Regions from separate parts of the Mus musculus genome. Here region 2 is linked to region 1. Evidence: chromatin loops called from intact Hi-C (ENCODE). Cell type or tissue: left cerebral cortex. All regions are shown on one strand. Links, peaks and the distances in the headings refer to the core of each region. The heading gives the core; the rest is flanking DNA.

What was found. Hi-C counts contacts between places; a loop is a spot of excess contacts. Peaks named below come from ENCODE experiments on the same cell type or tissue, not always from the same donor. Only the 100,000 strongest peaks of a DNase experiment are listed, where the experiment ranks them.
Region 2: it touches region 1 in a loop (2.6-fold over the local background); 1 of 42 quality-filtered maps calls a loop at or near these places.

What each region holds. Positions count from the first base shown.
Region 1 is chr13:36,115,184-36,122,800 of GRCm38, reverse strand. It overlaps Lyrm4 (LYR motif containing 4), which reads left to right and starts at 5,444. Exons shown (of 3, transcript NM_201358.2): 1 at 5,444-5,726. The coding sequence starts at 5,641. It overlaps Fars2 (phenylalanine-tRNA synthetase 2 (mitochondrial)), which reads right to left and starts at 5,158. Exons shown (of 7, transcript NM_024274.3): 1 at 4,796-5,158. In left cerebral cortex, for the core only: a CTCF peak has its summit at 4,028; DNase peaks (open chromatin) are centred at 4,963, 5,176 and 5,895; H3K4me3 peaks cover 2,352 bases; H3K27ac peaks cover 1,811 bases.
Region 2 is chr13:36,254,215-36,261,831 of GRCm38, reverse strand. All of the region lies in intron 4 of Fars2 (phenylalanine-tRNA synthetase 2 (mitochondrial)), which reads right to left. Among named protein-coding and RNA genes, the nearest start is that of Gm40912, 50 kb to the right of the region's middle. In left cerebral cortex, for the core only: no CTCF peak of the experiment used is centred there; no DNase peak of the experiment used is centred there.

The DNA.
Region 1 (7,617 bases), core at 1,524-6,523:
ATGCTATATGATATGCCTCCATAGACTTAAAGCAGTCATGAGGCAAAATAAACCTCTCCTCTTTATCATTAGATTATTTCATGTATACTGTTTAAGTGACAGAATGCTGGCACATGGAATCTTTGCCTCAAAAACTTCAAAAAGAGTGTGCTACATGCTAAGCTTTCTCCAATAGCGCTACTTCTTAACTTACGTTCCTCCAAGAATTACTATGAAGATAATGTTCCCAATAAAGTTATCCTCATTAACTAAACCTAACTCCATAGTACTGTCTGCCAATATTACTGTAATCCATTTCACCAAAGGCTCTTATTACTCTTAAACATTATTAGTTAATTCAAGCTAACAAGTGCACACACATAACAAGTTTACCAAGCTAAATTGCTGCTATTATGCTCAGCAAATAAATGTTTTGGCTAGTAAGTTATGAAATATTAAATCACATAGAAGTATTCACTGCGATGGCACAGACAGCATGCATGAACTCTATGCATGGACTCAGGCTAATCAGAGTCTCCAGCATAATTGCAAACACGTACTATCCTACTGAGAAATCAGTTATTGTGATATCTCAGACCTACAGGCTAAAGGAATAGTTCAGTGGGAGAGGGCTTGCCTTGAACACCCAGGTTTTGATCCACAGAAGTAGAAATAATGCAGAGCACTAAGTGTCAAGTACACTAAGACTCTGAGGTAGGATTTCTCCACTGACATTAACAAACATTAACAAAGTCAGCATACAACGCTCGAGTGTTTTCAGTAAACAACCGACTTACAGGCATAAACAGGAAGTGAACGCTCTTAGTCCTCATTCTAAAGAGTCAATCACAAGTTCAAATTCATCTTTACAAAAATTACTAAAATGGGATACTAGTAAACTGACTAGCAAAGCTCAAATAAGAGAAAATAAGCCAGATAAGTAAGAGAAAATAAGCCAGATAAGTTAACAGCTATTATACTTTATTATGCTAACTTGACTAGAGCACCATTCTCATATACAAGAAAAATATAATAATAATAGCTACCCTTCACATGTAGTAATAAAAACATGATGATACTTGGTAACAGAATATTGGCCTGTCAAAGAATCCTCATGTTAATGGTAACTTTGGGAAAGAAAACATGGTTTCTTTCCAAAAGGAGAAAATATTTGGTTTAAAGAAATAAAAATTCAAGCCAGGCATGGTGGCACACGCCTTTAGTCCCAGCACTTGGGAGGCAGAGGCAGGCGGATTTCTGAGTTCAAGGACAGCCGGGGCTACACAGAGAAACCCTGTCTCAAAATACAAACAAACAAACAAACAAAAAGAAATAAAAATTCTGGACAACTGGCTGGAAATTTCATCATTGTTGCCCACAAGCTGAAGAACCTAACCACTAAAGAGTAAAGATTTCCTTAAGCCTGTTTGAAAAGATGCTCTATAGAAATTCCCTCTCGCCCGGCTTGGTGGCGCACACCTTTGATCCCAGCACTTGGGAGGCAGAGGCAGGTGGATTTCTGAGTTCGAGGCCAGCCTGGTCTACAGAGTGAGTTCCAGGACAGCCAGGGTTACACAGAGAAACCCTGTCTGGAAAAACCAAAAAAAAAAAAAAAAAAAAAGAAAGAAAAAAGAAATTCCCTCTCTCCCTCTCTCCCTCTCCCACTCCTCCTCCCCCTCCCCCTCTCTCTTCCCCCTTCCCCACAGATGCTCTATAGAAATTCCCTCTCTCCCCCTCCCTCCCCCTCCCCCTTCTCCTCTCCCTCACACAGACACACACACAGACACACCAAACCTTTTCTCTTGAAGTGTAACTAATACCATAAAAAAAAGAAAGAAAAAGTGCAAAAACACTTCAGAGTTTCAGTTAGTACTTATAGAATTTACTTTACAGAGGAGTTAGTTTTACAAGTATGTGCAGATGTAACCAAACTAAAATTCCAATGTGACTAAAATTTACCATTATAAAAAAAAAAAAAAAAAAAAAAAAAAAAAAAAAAAGAAGAAGAAGCTGCTGCCAAGCCTGACAACCTAGGATCAAGCTTGGGCCCTTCATGGTAGAAAGAGAGAACCAACTTTCTCAAGTTCTCCTCTAACCTCCAGATGTACACCACAGCACACAAACAGTAAATGCAAACAACTGAGAGAGAGAGGAGAGAGAGAGACAGAGAGACAGGCAGAGAATAATGCAGATCTAACCCCAGCACTTGGAAGGCAGAGGCAAGTAGGTCCCTGAGTTCAAGGCCAGCCTGGTTGATTTTCAGAGTGAGTTCCAGGTCAGCCAGGCTACACAGAGAAACACTGTCTCGGAAAAACAAAAGAGAGAGAGACAGAGAGAGACCTACAAAGACAGAAAGAACACAAGAGAGACAGAGAGAGCAAGAAGGGGAGAGGAGGAATCATTTCAAGGTCAAATTCCTGGAGCTGGCACAGAAGACCGTATGTATGAAGTATGACAGCAAGCTAGACAGAATACATCCTCAGCTAACAGCCACGACAGCCCATTTTCAACTGTCTGATCCTGGCTAAATCATCTACTCTCTCAGCTTGCCTTTCCTTAGGGGACAAGCTGTGCCCTCTCAGCTTGTGGCATCATTGACTGAGATCACATGAGGGTTCAGATCACTTAGTGTCTTCTCGATGCATGGCCTTACCCCCAGCTCTGGAAAGAATCCACTCCCCACCGTAGTCTTTAAGCTACAGTTATTTTCTCTCTAGCCTCAGGAAAGTCTCCCTTCCACTCTGCCCAAGATGAAAGGAACGCTTCCTCTTCAAAGGAGGCCCTTCCACGCCCGTGCATCCAAAGTCTCAGGGCCCAGCTTGAATCTGAACCTTCAGAGCCAACCCAAACACAACCTCCACCTTAACAGGCCCTAATTCTCAGGGCTCAATGTTTCTCTACCCTGGCAACATCCAGGGACAGGGGAACGCCACCAGGAGGCAGGAGCAGGTGGACCTCTCAGGTCAAGGCCAGCCTGATCTACAGAGCAAGCACCAAAACAGCCAAGAAAGAAAAGAAAGGGGGCAGGGGGAGAGACTTGGAATAGCATTAACTAATGCCATGTTACAGCAATTGATTTGAACAAAGGAAAAACAAAATGGCATGAGAATCAAGCAGCAAATCCAAAACCAAACAAAGTAGATGCTAGAATCCTCACAACAATGTGATCCGGAAGCCTTTACAGAAAATGTCATTGGCAGCAACATAATCATCTACTCAATAGCTTACAAGTTGGCTATTGAAATGGTTATAGGACCTCTTGAAAAATGTTTAATTACTGTGATTTAACTCTACATTAGATTAGTCGATTGTGTTCATTGCTAGTACAAAGTCCAAATCCATAGCCTGACTAATTTTCCCCAACACTAAGAAGCTATCAGTTTCCTAATCTCAACTGCTCTTTAACTGAAAAAGCTACTGCCCAAACTATTTTAACTCTGCATATTCTATGAGCTGCATTTGATCACACAAAGATAAGCCAGGTCGATACATTACTGTACACATTAGTAATTAACTCCTTTGTAATTAGGCATCAACTGCATACAGTAATTATCCTAATTTCACTTTCAAGATGAAAGTAAAATACATTTAAAACATATTCCCCACTCTTTTATGACAAATCAAAGTAATTTAAAACGTTTTTCCTTCTCATTCTGGTAATTTTGTCTACCTGTAACTTTTAATGTGTAGGTTTTCCTGGGGCATTATTATCAATAGCAATCAATATTCTATTACCTCAAGAGACCACAGCTCTGTTCTGACTCTGCAACAAGGGGAAAACCTACTTTACAGATGTCAGCCATTTAGAAAGTTGCAAGTAAAACTCAAAATATTAATGGATCCCATTAAACTTGAGTCAGTGACCTGATCAAACAAACAGAAAGGGAACAAAAGGCAAGTTCTGTTCCATTTATTTAAAAATTAAATTTGAAATTTAAAAATCTATTTTGACTAAGACAAAAATCAAACAGGGGCTTAAGAGTGTTTTTATAAAAGCACTGTATCGTCAATACCTTTGATTGCCACTACATCAAGACGAGTAGGTATACTTAGATTCAAGGACAACAAGTTGCAAACATGTGATCCAGAAAAACACAGATTGTTTCGAATAGAGAATGAAAGCTTGATACACCAAAACAAATGATAAGGCATGGTAAATTGACTTCCGTCTTATCGTTAAAATGACTCTTTGCTGTATTTAGGGACAGAGAATTTGCAGGTAGTGGCTTGTTGCACCATCTTAATATAAAACAATATTCCAAAACTAACGAGTGAGTTCCAAACACAAGAACCAGAATTATTCGAAGCTTCTCTTCGCACAGTCCTAAGATCAAGGAACAACCCAAAAACTTAAGTACTTTAGTAAGCTGGTCCGTGATAGCTAAAAGCTGAGAAAAACCCTCTTTTTGCCTTGGGTCTGAAATGATGTCTAGGAAATCCCCTAAAGTCCTAAGGGTTCCCTTATTAATCATGACATCTAATTTATTTATGTGCTTGTTTGTTTATTTATGTTTACGCACTACAAAACCGTGCTCTTAACAAAAACAGTAGTGCATCCCACACTTTTAATCCCAGCACCGGGAAATCTGTGACCAGGAGCTCAAGGGCAGTCTGGACTACAAAACGAGACCCCGTCTCAAAAACAGGAAAGAAAAAAAAAAAAAAACAGAAAAGAAAAGAAAGAAAAAATAGTAAACAAACAAAAAATAGTGTAGCCCCTTAGTGAAGATCCCGGAAATGGAAGTCACAGCCGAATGCAAAGTGCATAACAGTCGGCGACCTGACACCTCTACTCTGCAGCAAGGCCAGCACTCACCCAGCGTACGCCGGGGAAACCAAACGCGGGCGTTTCGAAGTCCGCAAAGCGGCCACACACTCACTCCGCCGTCACTGAGCTTAACCTCTGGCTACCGAGACGCTGGGCGCGCTGGGCGCCGCCATCTTGACGGGAAGAGGCCAGGGCCCTAGGTCCCTTGAGCCGCTCGCCCAAAGACAAGCCGGTGCGCCAGGAAGTCGCCAGCTAGTTACCTCCGCACCACTGGCGCTGCGTCCCCCAGTCACGATGACACTGATAAACTCAGGCTGCCAACCAGACGGATCCAAAGCAAAGTCACCCTCGTTTTCGTGCACAGCAGGTCAGGCAGCGCCAAAGACAGCCGAGCCGGGCAGGGGCAGGGCTGGGGAGCGCGGCTCGTAACCCAGGCAACGGGGCCTAGGCAGGTGTAGGGGGCGTGGTGTCAGGAGACACCGGGATCTCGGCCACGCCCCCGGGCGGTTCGAAAGGCGGAGGAGGCTTTGAGCCCTGGTGTTCGAGCCCGCGACTGTCCTCCCGAGGAGCGAGCCTGGGGCTGGACGGCTCGGCCTCCTGCCGCCCGAGGAGCCTGTGAGGAACGCGGAGCCTCCAGGACACGGGCGCCACCCCTTAGCTGCCCGCCGCCCTGCCTGCGGCGCCACCTCTCGCGCAGGACGCGAGCCAGGCCGCGCGCGAGCCAGGCGGAGCCTCTCTTCTCCTGCCTTCCAGCGTGCTTTTTTTTTTTTTTTTTTTTTTTTGCATCGTTTGACATTTGGGTTCAGTTAAACTTGGGGCTTCTACGAAGAAGGACCTGTTTGGTTTTGTTGTTAGGGTGTTTTTTGGTTTGTTTGTTTTTGTTTATTTTCAACATGGCAGCCTCCAGCCGCGCACAAGTTTTAGATCTGTACCGGGCGATGATGAGAGAGAGCAAGCATTTCAGCGCCTACAATTACAGGTGACCCGGGGGGAGGGCCGGGAATCGGGTGCCCAGCTCTGTCTGCGGGGGTCGCGGATCAGGCGGCCACAACCTGTGAAAGTGACAGGCTCCACTCCCATGACGCGCACGTGCAACTGTCCACCCCCAGGTGTGACCCTCAGAGCCCTGGAGGGGAGGAGCCAAGGACTTGCCCTTCAAATGCTGGGATACCTTCCCTGAACTGACACCCACATAGGGGCTTTAGGACCATTAAACAGTGTCCTGTTTCTGCGGTACAAAGTGATGAACGCGAAGCTACCAGTGAGAAGCTAGGACAAGGAAACTTAGGGCATACCTATATCTTGCCTTGAGATTACAAGAGTGGAAGCAGGCAGTCTAGACCACGTGGACACAAAACTGAAGGCTTGCTCTAGGGCCCCCTTTCATTTCACTAGTGTTTTAATTCGTGACGTTGGTTCCAAGTATCAGATACGTTCTTACTAAAGGATGGTGGAGAGGGGCTACATATTCATGTTAAAGGTAAAATGAGTTGCTAAGCCTTTAAAAACTGAATTCTTAGTTTATCCAGCCTCGCCAAACTGAAATCTTACTGCTAGATCCTAGAGTCTAGGACCTATAACAAGAGGACAGGAGCATCAATTCTTCAAAAACATTTAAAACTTAAATTTATTTTAAGTTATAAAATGTATGTTAATGAGTTACTATGCGTGCACCTCACTTAAATGCACTAAAACTTACATTTTTAACTCTGCCCCATTTCTTTCCTTGCTTGGCCTATTCCCCTACTTGTATGAGTCCCTTATACTTCCTTGCCACATGGTAGTGGTGCACACCTTTAACCCCAGCACTGGGAAGGCACAGGCAGCCAGAGCGCTGAAATCGAGGCCACCATGAACTACACAGAGAAACCCAGTCTCAAAAAAACCAAAACAACACACACACACACACACACACAAAACTCTACCTCAGAACCTCCACCTTCACAGTTTCTGCTTCTTTGAAACTTCTGACCCAACATTTCTGTAGAGTTTTAGGGTTTTTCTGATATTTGGTGTCTTATTGATTAATTACCTGAATCCTTTGAGATTGAATCTAAGAATAAGAATCTGATGAAACCAGCTCATTTTCTCCAGACAGTTTGCTTATTTTCATTTATTTCCCAAGTCTTTCAAGTACTTAACAAGCTGTCCTTCACAGCTGCCCAGGCATGGGCTGGGTGTCTTGGCAGTTAACTCCTGAAACAGACCTGGTTCTAGGTGCACCCTTCTCTAGGGATTGAGCTACCCGTCCGGCTATGCACTACTTTAGTCTGTGAACAGATGCACCAACTTTCCCAGCAGTAATTCATATTTCAGAAACCTGCTGAGAAAATAATAGTTGTCGTGTCAACTGAGAATAGCACATGGGTTGGACAAGTGAGCTCATACCCAGCCGAACATAGGTTTTGATTTTATGTGATGACATTGGCTTTGGAGGAGAGGGGGCATAAACACTAAACCTCCTGGTAGGAGTTTCCACAAATACCTGTTATTACTTACTATTGATGGAAGACAGGAAACATGGAAGTAAATGCTTGGAGTGTTCCTTGCAGTCTAGAAGATGTCTGTCTCAAGAATAAAAATGGACTGAATAAACAGAGACTAAGCAGAGGTTCACACTGGGGGGCCCAACTGGAAACAAGTTCTGTAAAACACTGATAGCAACCCTAACAGAATATGCAGCTTTAGAGTTACTGGGCCTCAAGGACTTAGTTTTCTTGGTGATGAAACTAATTCACTGGACTACACAGCCTCTTAGGGGCCTTTTCGTCCTAAACTTCCATCTGGAAGTGACTTAAGAGCCAATACAGAAAGGTAGGCTGTGCCTCACAGAAAATTGAGACTGAGCTTCAACACAAGCAGCTGTGTGC
Region 2 (7,617 bases), core at 1,498-6,497, 140 kb before region 1:
AAGACAAAAGAACACCGTGGAAGATCTCAAGCAAATGCATGGATAATCACTGAATATGTTGCCAAAAGGCATGGGACTGCTCTGTATTGTGCCATGTACTGTCGCTGACACAGAAGAGTAAATGGAGGAAGGCAGCAAGTGTGGACTCCATAACGGGGGTCAGTGCTGATGACAACTGACCCTCCTATTAATATTGGCAGGCTATTAGAAGGAGAAAGGGGGAGGGGGAACCTGGTACTAATAGCACTAAGTATAAACCTCTCCAGGCAACTGGAGAAAGAGAAAGAGACCAGTACTGGTGGCAATCAGCTTAAGCTGCTACTGATAGTAGCCAATGAGAGCTGCTACTGATAGGGGCTAGCTGGGCTGTTCATGGTGGGTCAGGATTAGAGAAGCAAAGGAGAGGAAAAAACGCATACACACACTAGATAAAACAAAGCAGGTTTCAACCATCTTACACACACACACACACACACACACACACACACACATACATACAGACAAGCATATATATACAGACAGATAGACAGACAGACAGATACATATTTGATAGATGGAGAAAAGCTCCAAGCAACTTACATATATACATATACACACATATTTGATGGACAGAGCAAAGCTCTAATAACTTTATTTCTCTTAGCCTTTTTATACCCACTAAGACAATTACTTCATTCAAAAAACAGATAGAATCTTACACAAGAGAAAATTAACACAGGATTGTTGATTACAACTTCAAAGTAGTAGTTTTATCTGGCTTTCATTCCATAAGTTCATTATAAGTTCAAAGCAATAGTTTTTTTGTTTTTTTTTTTTTTGTTTTTTTTTTATGTAATAGAATTATCTACCCCTTGTTCGGGGCCTTACTTTATCAGGGTGTACACCTGTGGCCTCATTCCTGGACCTGGCCTAGAATGAATGTTTTTCCGGATCATTAATTTTATCCAAGCCTAATTTTCTTCTTAGTACAATTTATATGTTTGTAGTGCATGAAAGCTCACATCGCTGCTCACAACAATCTCTAACTCCAGATTTAGAGGAAATGACCTCTTCTGGACTCAATGGGCACCATGAATAGACATACTGCATAGACATTTATGCAGGCAAAACAACCATTAACATAAAATAAGTAAAAATGTATTTGTTTGCTTGCTTTGGTTTTTCAAGACAGGGTTTCTTTGTGTAATGCTGGCTATCCTGGAACTCTTTCTTTAGATCAGGCTGGCCTCAAACTCAGAGATCTTCCTGCCTCTACCGTGCTGCATTATAGGTGTGCACCACCACTACCTGGCAAGTAAAAGTTTTCTCTAAAATAAAAAAAAAAAAAAAAAAGCACAAAACAGGAAGAACTGACCCTGTTTAGACTGTGCCTTGCTTGACTTATGCCCCATGCCTGAGGGTAGACCCTAACAGGTCAATGTATCAGTCACCCCAGAACATGGACAACTGCCCTCCACTCCTTGTAATACTCTGCACAGGGAAAAGAGCAATGCTCCAGGTCTATATCATCTTCCTTACTCAAGCTCACTGCTTAGCTCAAGCCTGGACTAGACCGCTGTGTGTGCCTCTACAGCAACCACCTTCTGTCTCAACTATCCCTACAGGCCCATGGGCACAGTAGCTTCCTCATAATTCTCACTCCCAGACTATGTATACCTCAAAGGCAAATACCACCTCACTGTGCCCAGTACCTTGCACAGGGACTACCTAGCACAGGGACTTAATAGAAGGCAATAGAGAAGGGGTTCTCATCCTCAAAACTCCAAAAAGTACACATAGCAGATTTTAAGAGCTTTTCCTTAATGCCTTTTGTGGTAGCTTGAATGTGCTTGGCCAGGGAGTGGCACTATTTGGAGGTGTGGCCTTGTTGGAGTAGGTGTGGTCTTGTTGGAGTAGTTGTGCCACTGTGGGCGTGGGCTTTACTACAGTCCTCCTAGCTGCCTGGAAGCCAGTCTTCTCCTCTTGACCTTCAGAACAAGATGTAGAACTCTCAGCTCCTACACCATGCCTTCCTGGATGCTGCCATGTTCCCACCTTGATGATAAAGGACTGAACCTCTGAACCTGTGAGCCAGCTCCAATTAAACATTATCCTGTAAGAGTTGTCATGGTCATGGTGTCTGTTCACAGCAGTAAAACCCCAACTAAGACACCTTTTAAAGCCCAAAGGCTACAGGTCCAAGTTCAACCTGCCAAACAGGTATTGCATTGACATCAGATACTTTCTTTGTGCTAAAAACGCACCTATAGGTAAAGTTTTAGAGTATCTCATAGTTATCACTCCTTTCCCAAAATGAATTTCTATCCACCCCACAGCTTACTGTCAACCTCAGGACCAATGGAAGGGCATTAACTCTACATCTTAGGATGCATCTCATAAAATGGTTTTGGTTTTTGTTTTGAGGGGGAGGGGACTGGTTACATGAGGGAGAGATAGTACACGGGTTTCCTGGGCTAGTCAGCCTGTGAAACACCTTTCACTTAGAGCTGCCTCTTTCTAACTTGGATGTCCAATAGCAAAGTACATGTTTTCAACCCATCACTACCCACACTGAGAACTAATCAACCTCACTGTGTAAGTGCATGTGTAGAAACACCTAATAACGTCCAAATCCTAAAATGTCAATTAAAAGGCATGATTTTAAACATGGCAAAAATTATGCATGATGATAATACTTCATTTTCCACCCTTACACATAACCTGGCCCTTACATGATGCCACTGATTCTAGCCTAAAGTGCAGAAATAAGCCTTGAAAAAAGACACAAGAAAATATCCTAGTAGATTGTGTTTATCCTCACAGTACTATAAATAATTCCTAAAACTCTAAATTGCCTTTTTGCAGAGGAGAAAATAAAATGTAGCCACTGGGAGCACATCACACCCGCCTGCAGAGCTGCTGAGATCCCATAAAGAAGGGCTCCATACATATTTTACATACAATTCAATTATAGGAACATTCTAGGTTTTTGTTTTGTCTGTGAGAATTTCTTTAGAGGGGAAAAATAAACCTTTTTAACCAACCAAATATAGCAAAATGTATCTGGTCTGCAATTTTCCCCATGGCTCTACAGAACAGAATGAGAGTCCGAGCTAACATTTTTTAACTCCTGGGCTGCTTAGAAGACTATACTATAGAATTGGAGAGCTTAAAGGAAACTTTATTTTGATATTTTATGACTGCCACTAACTTCTTGAAGTAATCAAACTTGAAGGAAGAAAGATTTCTTTTGGCAGTTAGAACTCATATCTGGTTGACCTCACTTCTTGGGCCTGTGCTCTCCTGGTGAGGTCACTTGGCAAAGGAAGCTGCTAGGGCACCGCCATCCTCTTCAAAGACATGTCCACAGTGACCAGAAACCCCACTAGAGGCTACCTCTCCCGTAGTCCACCACCTCCAAGTGTGCCCTGGTCCTAGAGACTCAGAGGGCATTTACCCAAACACTGGCCCACATGCGTATATACACAATCCTCTGTGTTAGCAGCATGTAAAAAGTCTGAGGACACAACTTTCCAGATAAACTGCACTGCTAACTCCTGACTGGATCACAGCACCCACAACTACACTATACTGAGACAAGAATCAGTTGCTTCTGGATAGTGGGAAGGAGGCAGAAAAGCTCACACTCTTTTCAATCATTCTTTCTACTAAGCTACAGAAGAGAGTAGAGTGTATATAACTGAAAGAAAAGAGTGAGTTCTCCTGGACTTTCTGTGAAATGAAATGGAGGGAGACAACCTCAAGAACTCAGTCAGTGAAAAATGAACATACAATACAACCACTAAGAGCATTTTGAGACTCAGTAATGGCAGACGGACAACAAATCGGGACAAAGTCTCAGGCATAAAACAACCACTTGCAGCTGGACAAAAAACAAACAAACAAACAAACAAAACACAGTGAGAGTGAGCACCTCACTGTGTTAAAATCAGCAGACTACAAAAGGAATATTCAATTACTACAGCAGAATTCAAACACTAGGATATACATCTCAAGCCAGTCTTCCAACCATATCTGTTAATATCCCATTGGCCCAAGCAGTCAAGAGGGCAAGCACCAAAGCAGCAGGGCAGAAAAATATGTTCTTCCTACAGAAGAAAATGCTTCAAAGCTACTGGGCAATGTAAGTGTACACAGGCAGAAATAGATCCCTGAATGAGATTACAACCTGGAGCAATTTAACCTGACCAAATTTAAGACTTTCTACCTGCATACTCCCCAGTCAACTTGATCAGTTTGATCACTTGGACAGGAAAGGAGTGGGAAACTGAGTGGCAATTACTTTATACAGTCATCAAATATCCCAAGCTTTAGGTGATGAAAATAAGAATCCTACACGAGTTTCCACATCCAAAGGATACACTGGGTAGAAACATGGCTGCCAACATTAGGCATGCAGCACACAGCACAACTGCTGCAGAGAGCTCCGGGGAGCAAGCACGTGCGCCAGTCTGAAGCCAGAGGTGGAGGCTTCACTTGCACACTAGCAAGAGAAACACTGGAAGGTGACAGGATGAGAAGCAGGATCGGGAAAACTAAAATCTCTACAAGGAAACACATCCAATTCCCTGCAAACTGCAGACTGGAAACCCCAGGCAAGCTCCCAGCTACAGCTCCTAATCAAGCCTACCCTAAACCACGCTTTCCCGGCTGGGAGAGACTGTCAGAGGGGGGACCGAAGCTGACAGAACACCAGGCCACAGAGGCGGATGCCAGAGAGGATTAAAACTTTACAGTCGCTGGGTTGAGAATATGAATAATATGACAATAAATGAGAGAGATAAAGTACGAGGACCATACATGACAAGCAGAGGGGTAATCGTCATGGGGCTGTCAACTTCCACCCACTCACAGTTCATGGAGAAGTGATTTTTTTTTTTTTAAGAATGATGTGATAACAAAGAAAACTGAAGCTACTCAAGGAAGAACTATATATATTTCATATATATATATACACACATACATACATATACATATATATTACTTTTATGAACTAGCAACAAAAAGGAAGAAAAGCCACAAACCTGTAAAATTACAATACATAAAAATAACAAGTGAATAATATCTGATATAAATGTAAGAAGCCTACCAATCAGTTAAAAAACAGAAATGGGTAGATAAACCCAGCTGAAATGAAAAGAAAAACTGTAAATGTCAAGCAAACATATAAGAATGCTTTCAGCCACAATATCAATCAGGCCAATGAAAACCACGGGAAACTATTTTTATCATCCCCAGACAGGTAAACCAGATCAAGGTCAAGTATTAAAGGGAATGTGAGCAACAAGGGATTTCGATTACAGTCTCGAGGCAATGCAAAACAGGCAAACCACTTTAGCAAGTAATTTGGTGACTCCCTAACACACACAAGAAAAGCCCTGAAGATTCCCATAAAAATTGACTCTGCAATTAAAACCCTGGCATGTACACACCTGTAGGCATAAGAATACTCAGCATGAGCAACCAAAACTTCAATCAGTAGGCTTTAAGAAGAGATAAGCTATGGCATACACACCCAAGTGAATTTACATAGCATGAAACAAATACACCACAACCTAACAATGCTGGACTTCATGTCACACAGACATCACACAGCTATATGTAGTGTTACTCCACTGGTAAAAATGTGGAAGCAGGGTAACACATTGTGCACAACTCTAATGAAATTCAAGGTAGAAGGAAATGCAGACTAATGCTTGTTGGCAGGGGGAAGGTGAGAAGGAAATGAATGAAGATACTGCCACAGAGAAAAGGAGGCTTGAAGGGAGGTAGAAGGGAAGAGAGAAGGGAAGGGGAGGGAAAGGAGAGGAGAGGAGAGGAGGGAAAGGGAGAGGAGAGGTAGAGAGTGGAGGGGAGGTGAAGGAAAGGGAGAAGGAAGGGGAGGGCTAGAGGTTAAGAGTATGAACTGTTCGTTCATTCAAAGGACCCAGATTTGATTCCCAGCACCCAAAGATTTGATAGCTCACAAGCGTCTTTAATTCAATTTCTAGGGAATCTGACACTCTCTTCTGGCCACCACACATACCAGACATACAACTGATACACTGGCACACATGCAAGCAAAACATGCATTAAAAAAATTTTTTTTAATAAAAGACAAGCAGAATCACAGAGTCTCTGTAGGGGTAAAGACAGAAAAGAAAAAAGAGTTAAAGTAAAATTATTTTAAAAAGTAGCTGAAAATATAAAAATTCCTATTTCTGAACACCAAGAATAGAAAAAAAAATCCTGAAAGTAGCTAATAAATAAATAAAAGACAATACTATATAGTTAGATGAGCAATTATTAGGCATTGAAATTATGATTTTTTTTTCATTTAACCACAGGTAGAAGAAAACAGTTTGAAATGCTAAAAAAAAAAAAAAATAAAATAAAAAAATAAAGGAAATGGCCATCAGTTCACGAGTCTATATTCAATAAAAATATCCTTCATGATAATGAAGGAAGAACGGTGTGTCAGAGAAAGCAAGCCTAAGGAGGCCATCCCCAGCAGACACAGCCTGTAGAAACACATAAGGAAAATTTCCACACCAAGGAGAAGGAAATAGAAAGAATGAGATGTGCAGTGAATTGTGAGGATTTCAGTGGAGGCAGGCTTGATGAATGTAAATATAATAAAAAAAGGTAATTAAGGAGGACAGGTATACAACATTCTAATATAAATAAGCTTCAAGAAAGAATTCTCTCATATGAAGCCACTTATCTCACAAGGATGAATGGGCAGGCCAAATGTTCCAACAGGGAACAAAATAAAAGTCTAACCTGAGAGGAGAGAATGAAAAGAAAGCATGAAGATTCTCTAGCATCTGAAAGGATGTCACTTGAAAAAGTGACATCAGAAAATCTGGTGACAAAAAATACTGGAAACGTGTTCAACCACACTGGTGACAAGAAAAGTGAAGTAAGGTGACAGTGGGACACAAGGCCTTCGCCATTTTGCCTGTAAAGAGTAAGCAACTGAGTGTGTGAGGTGTCGCCCATGAGCACGGTTAGAATCTTTCAGGCATCAGAGACTGAGAGCCACAGGTTCTATTTACATGGCACACACATGTCTCATGCCAGCCAGACACACACGCAAGAAGGATCCAAGGACACATGCAGGAAGACTGCTTCTAACAGCACACTGATAAGGAAGTGACCAGAACGAAGTGACCACAATGCCAGGTGATAACTAACAAAGTTCATTTTCAGCCATGGGAACATATTCATGCCATGTTCACTATGAACAAAAACTTGCCAGATGCAGAAACAACCACTACAGAATTCCATAATAGCAGAGGTTTGTTTGGTTTTTGGTTTTTTCTCAGCTCTGATAGAGTACTAAGAGAGGTAAGTCAGCAGGCATTGAAAAAGTGAACAACACTAGGATACGACTCTGATAATATTCATTCAAAAAGTGATTCCATTTTTATGAAACATGGGATCCCATAGACAGGCATGTGATATACACACTTATTTATGTGCCTAAGACTTTGATACTTGGTTTAGGGAATCATGGAATCAACCTCGATCTATTTTTCATACTTTATGGTTTTCAGTTATTGCAGAATGTTCAGGAAAGTTGATTACTTACTTCAAACAGGGATCAACACTATGTCCATATCTGAACAGACCTCT